Regions from separate parts of the Mus musculus genome. Here region 1 is linked to region 2. A link is a loop called in an ENCODE intact Hi-C map of the cell type or tissue named here. Cell type or tissue: heart. All regions are shown on one strand. Each heading gives the region's core, and the rest is flanking DNA. Links, peaks and the distances in the headings are about the cores only.

Region 1 (2,903 bases), core at 127-2,626, 580 kb after region 2:
ACTCGGAGGCATCATGTCGGAGCAGACGCGATGCTAAGTGACGAGGCTCTCCAGGGTGCATCCCCCTCCCCAGCCAGCGGGTCAGAAGGAACATGGCCCCCGAGGCTGAGTGCCAGCCCGTCAGTCTGTCATCTCCTTGGCTGTTCTAACCTAGAGAACCCACTAGGAAAAATTGTTCCTGCGCTATATTGGGCTTCCTAGCATCTTTTTTTTCTATTCATTCATAGGTTCATAATTTCAGACTTTTCCTTTTCTCTTCCCCAGTTTCCCCCACCCTACACAAGCAGCAAAGAGAAGGTATTTTCTTGCTTTTTGGTATGTACATGTTTATACATGCTTGCTTATATTCTTGTGTGCAGGTCTGTGTGGGTAGCCATTATATTTATTTGTTAATTTTAAAATGACTTACCATTATTAGTGTATGTTTGTATGTGTGTGAATGTGCACACATGTGCATGCATGCTCGTGTGTGTGTGTGTGTGTGTGATGTATGAATGTGGGCATGGATGTACCACAGCATGTGCATGACGGTTAGAGGGCAGCTTATGGAGTCTGTTCTCTTCTTCCCACTTTGTAATCTCTTCCTGAAATGAAACTCAGGCCATCAGCCTTGCAGGCCATGCTCTTTACCCTCTGAACTATGTCTCCTGCTCATGAGTGCATATTTTAACAGGCCAGAGGAGTCAGTCCAGAAGATTAAATACTTGCCAGAGCAGTGTAAAGAGGATGGACAGCTTCGCCTGAGAATAGGTAGAAGCAGTCCTTTACCATTGGGTCTAAATGACTTTGAGTTTGTAGGAAATACTGCCAACCCCACCCTGACCTCCCCACCCCCATCAGACCCTCACAGCTCCCTGATTTTTACAGCATCTCTCTGGGCATGGTCATTAGCCAGCTTGAGAGCCGTGCCAAGTGTGAGCAGTGCTGGTTTGGGAGGGTGCTGGGAAATGAGATGCCTGGTTTCAGTCCATCATCCTTCTTGCAGTACATACAACAAAGGAACTTTCCAAACTCTGGTGTCTTAAGAAGGTTTCGTTGCTTTCTCTATGGAACGGGCTAATTTGGGTCTCTTTCCATTCTGGGAAAGGAAGTGGAATCAAGGATGATCAGCAGTGACCACTAATGTGACTTTTAAGGAGCTGCTACCCTTCAGTCTTTGGGTCGCTCCTCTCAACCCCTGGTGCCTGGTCCCATGGGAATATTTGAGAAGACTGCCCTTGGGTGCTGTTAGCAGCTGCTGGGAAGGCTCCGAGCCAGCTCCTCTCGCCAGAGCCCATGTTAACGGGCAGGCAGGAAGTTTGGAAAGCAAGCCTGAAGCTGCAGGAGAAATTTGGGAAAATATCGTGCAATTACCCTAATGACAGCTGTACAAATCACACAACCGCTCCTCAAATCCCCTGCCTGCGAGCAGAGCCAAAACCCACATATGGATTCAAGGAGACCTGCAGAGGGCCGCAGGGTGGGGGAGGGAGAGCCAAAGGACTCTAGGGGCTCTGCTCCTGCTGAGAAGGAGAAGGCTGCTTCCTCAAAGTCCTCTCCAGCTCTGTCCTATTCAAAGCAGCCCCTTCCTATGGAAAGTCTTCCATCTGTCTGTCTCTTCCTAGTTTCCTCCCTCCCACAATTTATCCCCCCCTTCAGCCACTCCCAGTCCCAGAGACACTGAACAGGGGCTCACAAGATAGGGTGACAGCTGGGGGCTGTTATTGTCCTGGCCTGGGAAACTTCCTCCATTCTCTAAACCCAAATATTTTCTTGGCCGAGATCAACCCTAGGACTGAGCCTGTCATTCTGCCTTTTCCCCTTTCTCAGGGAGCTGTTTGTCCTCCCACAGCCTGGTCACAGTCACCGCTAACAGGATTCCTGTTCTTATGGAGCTACCTATGCTGGGAAACTCCAGATCTGCTGGCTGGGAACAGGATGTTTCTGATTACCCATCCTGGCTGTGCTACAGACCGACTGTTCTTCAATGGTCTGATTGCAAATACAAGGTGTCTAGATAAGGTACTGGTATGCCCACTATACAGAGTGGGAAACTGAGGCTTAAGAGGCACAGAGGCACTTATGACAGCTCTGGATTCTCTATGGTTGGTATAAACTGGAGTAGGTTGTCCTTCTTGGCCTGCAGGTACTAAAGTTATGGGAGAATAGGAGACAGACAGTGCTCTGGCTTTGTGGGTCTAGAAGAGTCCGAATTACAGAGAGCAAACCCTTTGGGAAAGCAGAGTCGGGAGTGGGAAGTGTTCCTGGGGAATCCGGAACAACGTCATACAAAGCAAAGACTAGAAGAGGAAAATGCTGGCTGTAACCTCCCAAGGACGATTACTGCTTGCCTGAAGATTAGGTCACCTGGAAGGACATTAAAGGCCACTGGTCTAGTGAGGGTTCTGAAATGAACCATTTTCTCAAGACGCAGGGCCTTCTAATGGAAATCATGACAACAAGGGCTACTATTTTGAGAAAAGTTACTCAGTGGCAGGCTTGGGTCCAAATGCTTCGTGCGCACGCTCCGCTCTCCTCAGCTGAAAGGATACTTGTTATAGCTACGGCCTCGGTGGCTCGACTGCCTTGGGTTCTAATTAGAAGACCTTGGGCCAGTCGCAGGCCCTCCACCTACCTCCTGCTTTGTCTGGAGATTGAGGTTACAAATGATTTTCACCTCAAAGGATTATAGAGGTAAGTTAGGAGCGTTCTCATATGTGAAGGGCATGGGAAGGGGGTGATGTTCAAAGTGTGGGCAGTGACTGTTGTCATTGTCACTCCCAGGGTTCATTAGGAATGTGGTATCTCAGTCCCTCCCCCACATCCTGTATACTTAATAGTTCCCTGGAGGCTCAAGTGCATGCTGGAAGCCCTGGACAGTAAGAGTGCCAGGACCACGGGAAGTGCTCTCTGCTCTCTGGCTG
Region 2 (2,903 bases), core at 282-2,781:
GAACAATTTATGCATATATATTTCGAAGAGTTCAGCAGAGTGGGGTAGGTTTGCAGCCCCTGCGTCAGGCAAGAGCAAAATATCACCACTTGCAAATGTTTCCAGTTTGCAAAATAATGGCCTATCCAAAGTAGCTAAGCAACGAATTACTCAAACACTAGAAGGTTGGATGCCAATATTATCACATTCGTCCTGTTCCTCAAACCGTCCTTCTTCTCGGCCATTGGATTTCGGAGGGAGGCTCCCGGGCCTCACACCCCTAAGCCTGCGGCTTCCTTTCAATGACTATTTCCAATCTCCAAGTCAAATCACTTATTAATTATAGAGGCAACTCGAGCAAACCCAATTACCCGTAGGCAACCCTTCCCAGATGGGAAGTCTGTCTCGCTCGGCTCCCACAGTGGCCCAAGTTCTGGGGGGGGGGGGGCTTCTTTTGCGTCCTATTTCTTTTCGTCAGTGCCCCTCCAGCGGCCGGAAATGTTTCTTTTCCCAGACCCTTCTTCCCAGAAGCAACTCCTTTTCCCTACCCTGATCGCTTTCCATCCTTCCAGCTAGGAGACATCCATCCCCGCCCCACAAGAGGCGCTGCCTTCAGGCTAAATTTACTGCCGCGCCAGGTTTAAGCCTTAGGCGTTGTAGACCTGGCGTTGGAATGGCGGAAGCTTGAGACAGAGCCCTATTCATTTGTAAAGGATGGCTGAGGGATTCGCTTGGTTAGCAACCCCTCGCTCCCACTGTCCTCCCTTCAGGCCTAGCTCGTGGCTTCTGCGCACCTTGTTTTGCAGGAAGCGTGCCAGAACTCCGACAGGCCTTAGCCTCGGGTTTGTGTGTGGTGGTGGAGATCTGACTAATGTCACCACAGTTGTGGCCTTGTGGCAATAATGATTTCCACCAGGATATTGTGCCAAGCATGTCACCTACTACCCATATGTATCTCTTCCCAGTCCAAGCAGCCACCCTTAGATGGGCGTCATTTCTTCCACTTTGCAGATGTAACATCCAAGGTTAAGAAACTCGCTTCAAATCACGCAGCTAGGTGGAAATAAAGCCTTAATCCAAAACCCGAGTTTTCATTCACAGCTTCAAAGACACCTTCCGGAATTGTAGAAGCCATAGGGGGCGGGAGGGGGGGACTGTTAATTTGGTGCCGAGGACGCCTGCCTGGCAGACTAAAGCCCTCTGAGGTTTCGGGCTAGAGATTTAATCGTGCTCTGGGACTAGGAAAGGACACACGGGTCAGGGGGGCACCCGGATTACTGGCACCCGTGAGATTGGAGAGGAGTGGGGGTTGCTGCGTTGGTTGGGGCTGGGGCTTTGCAAAGCCTCGGGGAAGGGTTTGGCGGCCCTTTCACCATCGGCAAAATCGCTCCCCAGGCTGGTGGTGGGGAGGACGACGGCCTCGCCCCAGCGATCTGGGCGGCTCACGGAGAGCCAGAAGCCTAGGGAAGTCCCCAGAGGCCGCCGGCCGCCGCCGCGTTTCCGCGGCGCCCTCGCTAAGATGGAGCAAGCAGTTGTGCGGAGGAGGGAGGGGAGCCGGAGAGGGATGCGCGGGCGAGCTGGTAACCGTCTGCAGCGAGGAGTGTAATTGCCCCTGTGACCGCGGGCGGCGAGGGCGGGGCGCTCTCCCAGCCTCCTCCCTCCCACTCCGCCGCAGGCGCGGAGCTGGCCGCCTTTGGCTGAGACGCGAAGCACCTAAGGGGCTTGGCCCTGTACCGCCTAGCGAGGCCAGCTCGTCCGCGCTCCGGTCCCGCGCACACATCAAGTCCCTAAGATCCCAGGCCGGAGCAGGCCACAGCTTCCCTCTCCTTCAGGGTACGCCTTGCCCAGGCCAGGGGCTGACGATCAGATTACACTGGGTGACCCTGCCTGTCCATTCCCTAGAAGGGAAGCAGCAGCTTTCACGGTCTTGCATTTCACCCCCATCCCCCACCCTCCCACCCCACCCCCCAAAACAAAACAAAACAAAAAACTGAGGGCTAAGGCTGCTCTGCTCGACAATAGGAGAAGAGGAGAGATGGGACCTCAGAACAGAGCGCCCACAGCCCTTAGCGTGTACACTTTGCCTTTTGATGAATTCCTGGCCCTGGGCCCCCGCCAGAGGTGGAGAAAGGGGCCCCATAACCAGCCAGAGTTTGTAACTCTGTGTGGTTTCTGGTTTTTTACTGCTCGTTTGAAATTGTTCCATAGGAAAATGTCTGCCAAGGAGGCCTGAAAGGCCTGGAGCCCCGCTCCACCACCCGGGTGCCAATGTGCCAGCAGTGAGTGTGCACGAGTGGACTCGCGCCTGCGGGCCCCGGGAGGGTTGGAGGGAACATTTTACCCTGCAGCAGCGCTGTGAGCACGACATGCAACCTTGAACCTGGTACCCACGGGTCCCCTGTGCTGCGGCCTTGGCCCAGACTAGCACCCCAGTGCGCCTCTCATGCCTTCCTTCTGCCCCCAAGGCAGGCACTGTTAACCCAGGCAGGTGACAGCGCTCTGGCGCCCATCGTGCCGTGGTCTTTATACCTCGTGAGTTCAACACTAATGAGTTATGGGTTGGCCCACGAAAACATAATGTGTAAATTAGGAATTTAATGATGTGTAAGATTAAAAGCTGCGCAGGGTTGCATTTATTTAAGGCTGCCATCTTGTGTTCGCAGAGAAATTACTTGAACGACATTGACCTCCTTCGCCCATGTGATTGGGATTGGTGTGAGGGCTGGGTGGGGTCTGGGAGGGTCCCATGTGTTGGGACTTGAGTCCTCTTGGGCTCTTGCAGGGCCAGGTTGTGCTCTGGGGAGGCAGAGGGCTCACTTTGTGTGAACCCCTTGGTTGGAAGCCTGCCCAAGGCCAGATAAAGCCCCTGGTCTTTTCCTAGGTCCCAGGTTCGCAAGGCATCAGGGGTTGCCAATTCCTGGGAT

The links. Peaks named below come from ENCODE experiments on the same cell type or tissue, not always from the same donor. Only the 100,000 strongest peaks of a DNase experiment are listed, where the experiment ranks them.
Region 1: it touches region 2 in a loop (3-fold over the local background); 1 of 42 quality-filtered maps calls a loop at or near these places.

What each region holds. Positions count from the first base shown.
Region 1 is chrX:11,418,031-11,420,933 of GRCm38, reverse strand. It overlaps Gm34077 (a long non-coding RNA gene), which reads left to right and starts at 2,294. Exons shown (of 4, transcript XR_386893.2): 1 at 2,294-2,673. In heart, for the core only: no CTCF peak of the experiment used is centred there; DNase peaks (open chromatin) are centred at 1,673 and 2,543; H3K27ac peaks cover 386 bases; H3K27me3 peaks cover 1,290 bases.
Region 2 is chrX:11,997,881-12,000,783 of GRCm38, reverse strand. No RefSeq gene overlaps it. Among named protein-coding and RNA genes, the nearest start is that of Gm34301, 2.8 kb to the left of the region's middle. In heart, for the core only: a CTCF peak has its summit at 1,609; a DNase peak (open chromatin) is centred at 1,603; H3K4me3 peaks cover 1,318 bases; H3K27ac peaks cover 2,489 bases; H3K27me3 peaks cover 2,500 bases.